Regions from separate parts of the Homo sapiens genome. Here region 1 is linked to region 2. A link is a loop called in an ENCODE intact Hi-C map of the cell type or tissue named here. Cell type or tissue: heart right ventricle. All regions are shown on one strand. Links, peaks and the distances in the headings refer to the core of each region. The heading gives the core; the rest is flanking DNA. Region 1 overlaps ABCB8 (ATP binding cassette subfamily B member 8). Region 2 overlaps AGAP3 (ArfGAP with GTPase domain, ankyrin repeat and PH domain 3).

Region 1 (5,367 bases), core at 108-5,107, 65 kb after region 2:
CTGGACTCCCCTGTCCCCACACAACGACTCTGTCCCCTTTGGCTGTGGTTCTCGTCTTCCCTGACACAACTGTCTTTCTCCCCAGCTGTCCCTGCTGCCCTCAGTCCCACTGGGCTGCTCACTGCTCCTGTGGAATCCTGTGTCCCAGTGCCTCACCACCTGGTTCCCGGCAGACCCGAGCACCCACCGACGACCGTGTTGTAGCCCTCGGGGAAGCTGGTGATGAACTCGTGAGCATTCGCTTCCCGGGCGGCTGTGTACACCTCTTCATCGGAAGCTTCCAGCTTCCCAAAGCGGATGTTTTCCATGATGGTCGTCCCAAACAGGACGGGCTCCTGTGGGTGAGGGGTTATGGAGACAGAGTCCATAGAAACATTCTCTTTGCCCCAGAAACTGGAGGGGCCACCATACACAATGGGACAGTCTATCTGGTGGATTAGATTAGGATCTCTTGAAGAATCAGACGTTCAAAGTCAGAGGTGAAGTGAGGATGCAGAGTGGCCCCCAAAAGGGAAGGACAGTTCGACTTCCTACCAAGGGCCCAGAATCCCTCCCCAGGAGTGGGAGTGGGAGGAGCTGGCAGGGCAGGGCGCTGGGAGTTGGGGGCTTGCATTTGCCTTTCTTCTGCACAGGCACTCTCCCTGGCGGACAGCAGGCATGCCCTCTTCATTCACGGCCCTCAAAGGGAAGGGTGGACCCTCGCTGGGCAGTGCCACCTCAAGCAGAGGGAGAACGGCTGCAGCTCAGCACCTCCACTATAGGCTTCTCTAGACCTGGATGCTATGGGATTTGCAGAGAATCTGAGGGATTCCCCATCTGTGTAGACTGCTGTAAATGCGGACAAAGCGTCCCTGCTCTGGGAGACCAGGCAGAGCTGTGGCTGCTCCCACGACAGGGATGCCTCACCCAGACAACAGCTGAGGACATGTGAAGACGGCCAGGGTCTCCCGAGAGCAGCAAGGATGAGGGTGGGAAAGAAAGAAAAGGCACCTGAGGACTAAGGGGGCAGGGCCCAGGGGAGGACGGGCAGTGGGAGCCAAGGGCTGCCCATGTGGCCCCGCACCTGGCTGATGAAGCCGACAACCTGGCCCCGGAGCCAGGAGGGGTCAAGGGTGCGCAGGTCCCGCCCATCCAGCATCACCACGCCTGCCGTGGGGTCGTAGAAGCGCTCCAGCAGGGAAGCCACGGTGGTCTTTCCTGGGGAATTGGGTTGAGAGGGAGGGAGGCCAGGGATTCTAGGGATTGTCCCAGGAAAGAAGGCCCCTTGTGGCAGTGGAGGAAGGGACCCCACCGGGGGCTCACTGCTCCCGGCCTTGCTCTGAGTGGCTGCTAGAGAAGAGTCAGAGGGTGAAGAGGTGGTGGGCTCCCCTTACCTCCGCCAGACTGGCCCACGAGGGCCACGATCTTGCCAGGGGGCAGCGTCAGGGTGAAGTCTTTCAGCACCTCGAAGCCGGGGCGGCAGGGGTAGCTGGGAGGAGCCGAGAGACCCCCAGTCAGACCAGGCTCCCAGCCCTTGTTGCCCGGGTCCCTCCTGAAGTCTCCCTGTAGCCCTCTGAGAGGGCCTGTTTATGGGGGACATTAGTCCAGACCTCCACCCCCGAATCCACTCGCCTCATCCCCGGCCCAGGGACCCATCCCCACGCCTGCTCACCCGTGCTGACCTGAAGCAGACGTTCTGAAATGTAACGGAGCCACGCAGCTGCTCTTTGGGGACGCAGCAGCCCCCAGACAGTGGGATGCAGGGGTTCAGGGCCATGTACTCAAAGACCCGGGCACCTGCACTCAGCCCCCGGACCACCTGTGGGAGGGGATCCAAAGTCCGCAGGGAGGCAGGAGTAGGGGTGACAACAGCATCTCCAGGGAGTGGCCATGGCTCTGGGCTGGGGTCTCCCCAGCTCCTCTGCCCGCCCACACCCAGTCAATAGGCAGCTCCCACAGCGGCACACACGGCACAAACTCCACACCCCAGGCCCTCCACCCTACCGGCCACTCACCTGCCCAAACAGGACAGAGAGGTTGGCCATGGACCTGTCAGAAAAAGGAGAGAGGGGTGGAATAGATGGGAACAAGAAGAGCCAGAGGAGGGGAAGGAAGCCACGGTGGGGCGGGGGAGCAAGGAAGCAGGTGGCCTGTGGCCAAATGCAGAGACTGCTCCTGCACCATGGGGGCGTAGAGCCCTGGGACGTAGCAACACCAGATCGCTGAGCCCTGGCTCCCTCCTTGGCCAGATGAGGATGACAGCTGTCCCTCAGCTCAGCCCAAGCCCCTGGGAGGGGGTGCTCCACGAGGAAATGGAAGTGAAGGCACAGGCCTCTGTGGGTGTCCTCCAGTGCCCTGGCCTGTGGTCTGCAGGGTGAGGCCTGTGCACACATGCAGCGGTGATATCAGCCCACGAGGAAGGGAGCCCAGCTGACCCACGGACTCCCTGCTCGGCCCTGAGGATGCGGAGGCCGCCACCATGAACAGAGATCAAGGGTGCGTGGCTTAGAAGGGGAGAGCAGATCTAATGCTGCAGACTCTTGGGGAAGCAATGACTTTGGCAGACATTTAGGTGGAAGAAGTGATGTTAAATCTTTTTGGAGAAAGAAGAAAACAGAAGACACTGGGCCACAGGGGAACTCTCAGGAGACCCCAAAACAAAATTCCCTGAAAAAAATTTTTCTCATGAGCTTGCCCTGCAGATAAGTATACCCACAGTGTTATCTGTCTAGACAGTGGGTGGCCTCCTTCGTCCCGGCAGGGCCGGGGTAGGGCTGGCCGGCTGCCAGGAGGCTGAGGAGGAAGGTGAGTCACTGGTCCCTGACTGGCCTGGCTGACCTGTGACAGTGTGTGTATGCCTGGTCCCCTCCTAAGTAAGAGGAAAGACTGACTCCCCAGCAACCCTTCAGCTGCAGACTCACTTCTTCCAGCACTAGGGTGGGGGTGAGTGGGAGGAGCCTCGAAACCCAAAAGGAAAAGGTCCCAGTGGACTCAGTGCAGTCAGCACTTGCTAAAGGCAGCCGGGGGAGGCACCAGGCAGGAAGGAGCCAGCCCAGCCAGCTATCTGTTGATGAGCAGGGGCACATTCTCCACCAGAGATCTGGAAGACATTAGGGCCTGGCAAAGGGGCTGGGCAGCAACTGAAATTCAAAATGCACATGACTCATTGGAGTGTGATGACCCTGCTCTCAGGGGCCGTGGGCTGTAGGCTACGGGCCTGTTCCCAGGTGGAGCCTGGCCCTGATTCTGATGAGGCGGCTGGGCCCCACTTGCTGTCTGTCTGGGCACCTCCCCATCTCCATCAGGAGTACTCAGGATGGGCTCATAGGTTAGGCTGCCTGAGGTAGGCCGGGCCATCCTGCTCCCCTCTCTCTGCTAGACCCCAGTGCCAATGCATGGGCCCTTGGCTTAGCTGGCAGGACCCTGTGGGAAACACATCAGCTGCTTTATGCAACAAATCCAAACCCCCAAGATGAGTGGGGAAGAATCTCCACATAGGCAGCGCTAGAAGGACCTCCAAGAGGATGGGTCTAGGGCCTGTGGCTGTGGGAGCAGCCAGCGAAACAGCACAGACAAGCCCCTGGGGGTTCTTGTGTGTGTCATAAAGCTGCTGGATGGCCAAGCAGTACGGTGGGAGGTAAAGTCAGAGTCTCAGGCCCTAAAGGGGAAGTGGGGGTCCCGAAGCGGGAGGGTTGGGGCTGGACAGTGCAGCCACCCTCCCCACAGGGAGACTGTCCCACCACTGCCCACCACAGAGGGCTAAGGGGTGATTTTATTAAGGGAGCCACTGGGCTTCTTTTTTTTTTTTTGAGACGGAGTCTTGCTGTTGCCAGGCTGGGGTGCAGTGGCGCAATCTCAGGTCACTGCAACCTCTGCCTACCAGGTTCAAGCGATTCTCTTGCCTCAGCCTCCCGAGTAGCTGGGACTACCACCATGCCCAGCTAATTTTTGTATTTTTAGTAGAGACGGGGTTTCACCATGTTGGCCAGGATGGTCTCGATCTCTTAACTTCACGATCCACCCACCTCGGCCTCCCAAAGTGCTGGGATTACAGGTGTGCGCCACCGCACCCAGCCGCCACTGGGCTTCTTATGGGCCCTCAGGACTAAAACGACCGTCCCATTCAGAGAGGCCAAAACTCTGGTCAAGGGAAGTGGGTCAGCGCTGAGCAGGGCAGGCAGTGGTGGAGGCAGCCCCCCAAGACCCCATCTCTATCACAGTGAGAGCATCTGAACTCCAAAGCCACGACAGAACAGCTCCCAGCCCCCCAAGACCCCATCTCTATCACAGTGAGAGCATCTGAATTCCAAAGCCACGACAGAACAGCTCCTTGGGCTGGAGGAGGGCGAGGCTGCCAAGGAGGCCTGAGCCCGGGACCAGAAAGGGTCTGAAGGTGCTCAGATTAGGGAGCACGAGCAGAAACGGGGCACGCGAGGGTGTCCATGCAGCTGCGGAAATGGGAGGAACGTCTCTGTGGAATGTCAGGTTTGGGGCTGAAAATGGGAGCCTGTCTCCGTCCGCCTCCCGCTTCCTGGGACAGTACACCCTGCAGTGAGGGGTTCTGATCCGGCGGACACACACGCAGGGGTGCACCATGCAGCAGGGCGAGGACACATGCCTCAGTAGAATGGGGTGGGGGCCCCGGTGGAAGAGCAGGGGGGTCGTGGGGGGAGGGATGGGGTGGCAGAGGTGATGCACGGTTCGTGGAGACGGGTCTTCACCCTTTGATGATCTGTTACAGCATATTTACTATCTCATTATTTACCATAACATATTTATGTAGAACTGCTTGTGTTTAGCTTGGAAAGAGATAGGAGGGGGGAGGCCCGCCTTGAGCTGTCTGGTGATCAGCTCTGGTCATCCCAGAGGCTCAGCTGAGCGGGTGGTTTTGGACCAACGCAAAGCAATAAGCTATAAGGGTGGGGTGTGTGGGGACAGGGGTCAGCTTGTCATCCCTGGAAGTGGCAGGCATGGGGAAGGGCAGCTCACACAGCCTGTCAAGGATGGTCCTTCCATGCATGGAATGTCACAGCCTGCAGCGGAAGGGAATTCGGACAGGGTGCAACACGGAGGAAGCTGAGGACACAATGTGGAGTGACAAAACGCAGTCACAAAAGGACATAGTCTGACTCCACTTAGAGGACGTCCCTAGAGTTGTCAAATCATAAGGACAGAAAGTGGAATGGTGGGTGCCAGGGGCTGGGGGAGGGCAAATGGGGATTCCCATGTCATGGGGATAGTTTCCGCTCTGCCAGGTAAGAGTTCTGGAGGCGGACGGTGACAACAGCCGCACAGCAATGTGAGTGCACCCACTGCCCATGAGCTGCACACTTCAAAATGGTTAAAATGCTGTATTTTATGTTTTGTGTACTTTACCACAGTTGAAAC
Region 2 (5,367 bases), core at 46-5,045:
GGTGTGCCACCTCGCCCAGCTAGGTTTAGTATTTTTTTTGTAGAGACCGCTTTCACCATGTTGCCCAGGCTGGCCTCCCAACTCCTGAGCTCAAGCAATCTGCCTGCCTTGGCCTCCCAAAGTACTGGGATTACAGGCATGAGCCATCGTGCCTGGCCCCAAAAGCAAAAACTTTTTTTTTTTTTTTTTGAGCCGGAGTCTTGCTCTTGTCGCCCAGGCTGGAGTGCAATGGCACGATCTCAGCTCACTACAACCTCCGCCTCCCGGGTTCAAGTGATTCTCCTGCCTCAGCCTCCCGAGTAGCTGGGATTACAGGTGCGTGCCACCACATCCGGCTAAATTTTGTATTTTTAGTAGAGACGGGGTTTCACCATGTTGGCCAGGCTGGTCTCGAGCTCCTGACCTCAGGTGATCTACCTCCCTTGGCCCCCCAAAGTGCTGGGATTACAGGCGTGAGCCACCACGCCCGGCCGCAAAATATTTTTATAAACAGAAGATGCAATAAAGTGTTCAAATCATTGCACTAATTTTGCAGGACTGATGTGGAGGAAGTGTGGAAAACAGCTGCTGAAAGTGCAGGTGCAGACGTGCGAAGGTGCTGCACTGTGAGGGATGCTCTAGGCCACTGCAGGTAACAGTGCAGCGATTTTTTAAAAGATTCAGACAGGCTGAGAGTCTAGTGGACAGAAGTTTAAAAGCACCTGAGAGGCCAGGCGTGGTGGCTCACTCCTATAACCTCAGCACTTTGGGAGGCTTTCAAATCCTGAGCCTGAGGCGGGCGAATCACCTGAGGTCAGGAGTTCGAGATCAGCCTGGCCAACGCGGCAAAACTTTGTGCTACTAAGAATACAAAATTTAGCTGGGTGTGGTGGTACGTGCCTGTAATCCCAGATACTCCGGAGGCTGAGGCAGGAGAATTGCTTGAACCCGGGAGGAGAAGGCTGCAGTGGGTCAAGACTGCACCACTGCACTCCAGCCTGGGTGACAGTGCAACTCCATCTTAAAAACAAAAAAAAGCACCTGAGGCTGGTGTTGCATGCCTGTAGTCCTAAGGTGAGAGGATCACTTGAACCTGGGAGGTGGAGGTTGCAGTGAGCCGAGGTTGTGCCACTATCCTCCAGCCTAGGCAACAGAGTGAGACCCTGTCTCAAAAAAATAAATAATTTAATTTAATATAAATTTTTGCAAAGACTCTTTCACCAGCCTGAAGAGACAAAAGGAAAGACCTCACACCCAGATCTGCTGTGTTTTGAGGAGTGATTTTCTTTCTTCCGCTTGAAGAGGAAAAAGCTATTTTCACTGGTACATTTAAAGCCCCCAACTATGGGGAGGTACCAATTCTGGACAAGTGCCACTGCAACACAATGCTCAGAGTACCTGAACTTTTCAACTCTGTTGGCGGGGCAGAAATTCACTGCTGGCCACTGACAGGTCTGTTTCATATTTTCAAAGGAATATTGGGTGCTACAAGTAGGAACTGAGAGGTAAACTTATTAAACCCATTAAACCTCAGATTGGTTGGTGTTTTCCTGTCATTTTAAGAGACTAAATGTGGGGGGCAGACGTCAAAATACTTGTACAATTTTAAAATGTCACAATTAAACATGAGCTGGTTTAAAAAAAAAAAAAAGACTCTTACCTAGCATGGGTGGGTGGCAATGCTTGACTGTGTGTGTGTGTGTGTGTGTGTGTGTGTGTGTGTGTGTGGTGTCGGGGGGGGGGGCGGAATGGAGGGGTTGGAGACAGGCTCTGTTCCCCAGGCCGGAGTGCAGTGGCGAGATTAGAGCTTACTGGAGCCTCTCCCCTCCCGGGCTCAAGAGATCTTCCCACCTCAGCCCCACAAGTAGCTGGGAGCACAGGTGTGTGTCAGCTATGCCCGGCTAATTTTTTTTCTTTTTTTTTTTTTTGTAGAGACGGGGTTTCCCTATGTTGCCCACAGTGGTCTCAAACTCCTGGCCTCAAGTGATCCTTCCACCTCAGCCTCCCAAAGTGCTGGGATTACAGGTGTGAGCCACCATGACTGGCATAATACTTGATTGTTTAAAAAGTCAGATACAAATTTGTATGTAACAAAATTATATGGACCTGTATAAAAAATGCAAGAAAATATCAAAATAATGACAAAATGGTGACCGTGGCTGCCTGCCTCTGGTTAGAATTACTGGTGACTTCTTTTGCTTCTTTTATGTTTTTCTGCAGTAAGTGTACATCACCCTGTTTTCTGAAATGTTTACAGACGATATATTACTTTGTAAAAAGAAACAGAAGACTGTTCCCCCTTGGAATGAGGAGAGGAAAATCCTCTGAGTCAGACTCTGAGGGGATACAGAGGAAGAACACAGGCTGTGGCTAGTATAAATGTGCACTCTGCCAATCTTTTTTAAATTTTATTTCAGGGTAAGAAAACATTCACAACATGCTCAGAAAACCACTGTTTTGGCCGCATGCCCTCTTCCCTCTCCTTAACACAGATGCGTCCTGAGTGACTGTCTTCCCAGCTCCTGCTCACGCTGCAGTTCACACCAAACCGCCCCGCCAGGGGCACCTGGGGCCCTCCCCAGGCCACTGGGTTGGCTCTAGCTTGCTCCGGTGGCCTGGCTTCATAGCATCTCACAGTATGCATGTTCTGTCCGTTCTTCAACCCTTCCCCTGCTGAGGGACAGTCACGTCACTTCCTTCTTTTTTAGCTACCACAAGCAAGGCGGTAATCAATACCTGTGTGCCTATGGTGTGTTCTTCCCGAGGCATGTGAATGCTTCATGTGAATGGATAACGCCGTTACTTTTCCAGGTTGGTCGTAGCAATCCCTTCTCCTGCTCTCCACCAGCCGTGGGTGGGGATGTCGGTGCACCCTGTGCGCCAGCAGTCTGCTCTTCCAACCGGGGAACCAGTCCCTGGCGCTTCTGATGGGCACGCCCCTGATTACTAGTGAGGTTGCGCCTTTTCATGTTCATCAGCAACACAAAGCATTTCCTCTTCTTTCATTTGTCTTGATCCTACTCTTTGCCTGTCTTTCTTTTCTTTTGGCCTGTTTTTCTCTTGGGTTTTTCAAATCGTTTTCTTAATCTGCAGGAGCTCTTCGTATAGCGGGCACGCAAAGCATGTATCCGGCACATGTGCACTGCAAGAGGTCCTCCTGCTTTATGACCCAGAAATGTAATTACATGTCTGCTAGTTTTGTCACTGGTTATAACATTTGAACAACAAAATCCATGACACAAGGGCGACACTAAAGATAAGAGTGGGAAGATGCTGCTCTTAACAGAACACTGGCTAATACTTACAGAAAGATTGTCGGGTTTACGGCCACCTTGACAATCCCGATATCACCAACTCAGGCAAAGATCATTGATGGACGCTAAAACCATCAGGTGAACAGTTGTGCGGGGCAGTTTATTTCGAGCGTGTGGAATGATCACCCCTACAGACTACTTACTAATTACAGAGGGAGGAAATGAACCTTCACATTGGAGAGACCCAGTCCTCACGCCCCCGCCACGGCACTAAGGCTGTGGTCCCGTGGAGGAACCGGGTGTTCCCGCTGAGCTTCCAGATCACAGTTCAGTTCAAAGACCCCACAAGGGAGAAAGGAACAAGACAGAAAACACCCAGCGCCAGCCAGCCCACGTCACGGTTCCAGGACTCGGGCCTTCTACAGGAAAATGGGTCCTGGCCCTACAATAAGTCCATGTCATGGGGGAAAAGGTATCACATTGGATCCTGTTTCATCCTTATCTAGGAAAACAAAAAAAGCTCTGTAAGACCTTTCAGGCATCGCTGGGGAAGTGTGGTTATGGGTCAGCTACTAAATATCAGGGAGCTCTTCTGACCTTCCTAGGTGCTATTCTGGTGTAATGGTTGTGTAGAATGATGTGCCTGTCCTCAGGAGATGCCTGCTGAAGAGCTTGGGAAGATGTGTCAGTGTGTCTACAACTGCTGAAAAAACATATGTGAGCATGAGGCAGTGACAGAGAGCCAGCAAATGCGGTAAAATGTTAATAATGATCACATTTTTAAATGCTGTCATTTTTCAAAATAAAAAGCTGGGGGTGGGGGGAATCTGTCAGTTTGTTCCTCTATAAATTCTGGGTTTTCTGTCCGCTTAAGAGGATCTCTCATCCCAAGATTAGACAACATTCTTCTAAATTTCTGCTCTGTTTTTAAAGGTCTTATCTTTCTCCCTGTGCATAAAGGTGGCAGCACAGGCTCCAAAGCCAGACTTCCTGGGTACAGGTCCTGTCTCCACGATTTGAATGAGCAGCCTTGGGCCATTTCCTTTACATCTGTGTACCTCAGTTTCCTCATCTGCAAAATGGGGTTAATACTACCCTGTAGGGATGCTCCAAAAATTGCAGGAATACGAGAAGGGCACGTAAGCACACAGGCAGTGCCTGGCACAGTATGAGAACTAAGAGAAAGGCATTCTTTCTTGTGTGTGTTTTTTCAGAGGCAAGGTCTTCCTAAATATAGTCCAAGCTGGAGTGCAGTAGCACAATCATAGCTTATCTAACTGCAGCAGCCTCCCATGTGGCTGAGACTACAGGTGTGTAACACCACACCTGGCTAATTTTTAAAAATTTTTTGTAGCGGCTGGGTGAGGTGGCTCATGCCTGTAATCCCAGCACTTTGGGAGGCCGAGGGAGATTGCTTGAGCCCAGGAGTTCGAGACCAGCCTGGGCAACATGGAGAAACCTCGTCTCTACTAAAAATAGAAAAATTAGCTGGGTGTGATGGTGTATGTCTGCAGTCCTGGCTACTTGGGAGGCTGAGGTGGGAGGATCACCTGAGCCTGGGATGCAGAGGTTGCAGTGAGCTGAGATCACACCATGACACTGCGCTCCAGCCTGAGCCACAGAGCGAGACCCTGTCTCAAAAAAAAAGAAATTTTTTTTTTTTTTTTTGTAGAGACGAGGTATCACTATGTTGCCTAGGCTGGTCTTGAACTCTTTTAGGCTCAAGTGATCCTCCTGCCTTGGCTTCTCAAAGTGCTGGGATTACTTGCGTGAGCAACCACACTACCATTCTTTCTGAGATAGCAGATCTGGTCCTGCTGTCCCTGGCTTAGAACCTGTAACTCCTGTCACCCACAGCAGAAGCTGTCAATCTTGTGACATTTGCAGCACAAACACAAAGTGCTGGAGTGTGGGGTGGCGCGTTTGAGTAGTTTGAAAACATACTACGCCAGTGATTTTAATAATAAAAGCACTACTGCGGTGAAGCCATGTCTAGCAGTACCTACTGGGCTGCAGGCTCACCGGAGCTCTGGGCCGCTGTCCTCGTGCCCCAGGCCACTGCGCAGAAACCTGCTCGCCACCCTCAGCACATGCTCTGAGGATGCTCCTGAGTCGAGATGCTTTGCTTTTCAGT

Evidence for each region. A loop is a pair of places that touch in the nucleus more often than their neighbours do. Peaks named below come from ENCODE experiments on the same cell type or tissue, not always from the same donor. Only the 100,000 strongest peaks of a DNase experiment are listed, where the experiment ranks them.
Region 1: a loop joins it to region 2, with 2.2 times the contacts of the local background. A loop is called at or near these places in 75 of 110 quality-filtered maps.

The regions. Positions count from the first base shown.
Region 1 is chr7:151,036,929-151,042,295 of GRCh38, reverse strand. ABCB8 (ATP binding cassette subfamily B member 8) reads right to left here. Exons shown (of 16, transcript NM_007188.5): 10 at 1,995-2,028; 11 at 1,662-1,798; 12 at 1,374-1,468; 13 at 1,064-1,197; 14 at 188-335. Among named protein-coding and RNA genes, the nearest start is that of ASIC3, 8.9 kb to the left of the region's middle. RefSeq lists enhancers at 1,600-2,383, 2,384-3,168. In heart right ventricle, for the core only: no CTCF peak of the experiment used is centred there; a DNase peak (open chromatin) is centred at 2,837; H3K27ac peaks cover 1,804 bases.
Region 2 is chr7:151,102,133-151,107,499 of GRCh38, reverse strand. The region is part of intron 1 of AGAP3 (ArfGAP with GTPase domain, ankyrin repeat and PH domain 3); the gene reads right to left. It overlaps LOC124901778 (a long non-coding RNA gene), which reads right to left. Exons shown (of 2, transcript XR_007060595.1): 2 at 2,375-3,139. Among named protein-coding and RNA genes, the nearest start is that of AGAP3, 18 kb to the right of the region's middle. RefSeq lists an enhancer at 3,067-3,974. In heart right ventricle, for the core only: no CTCF peak of the experiment used is centred there; no DNase peak of the experiment used is centred there; H3K27ac peaks cover 742 bases.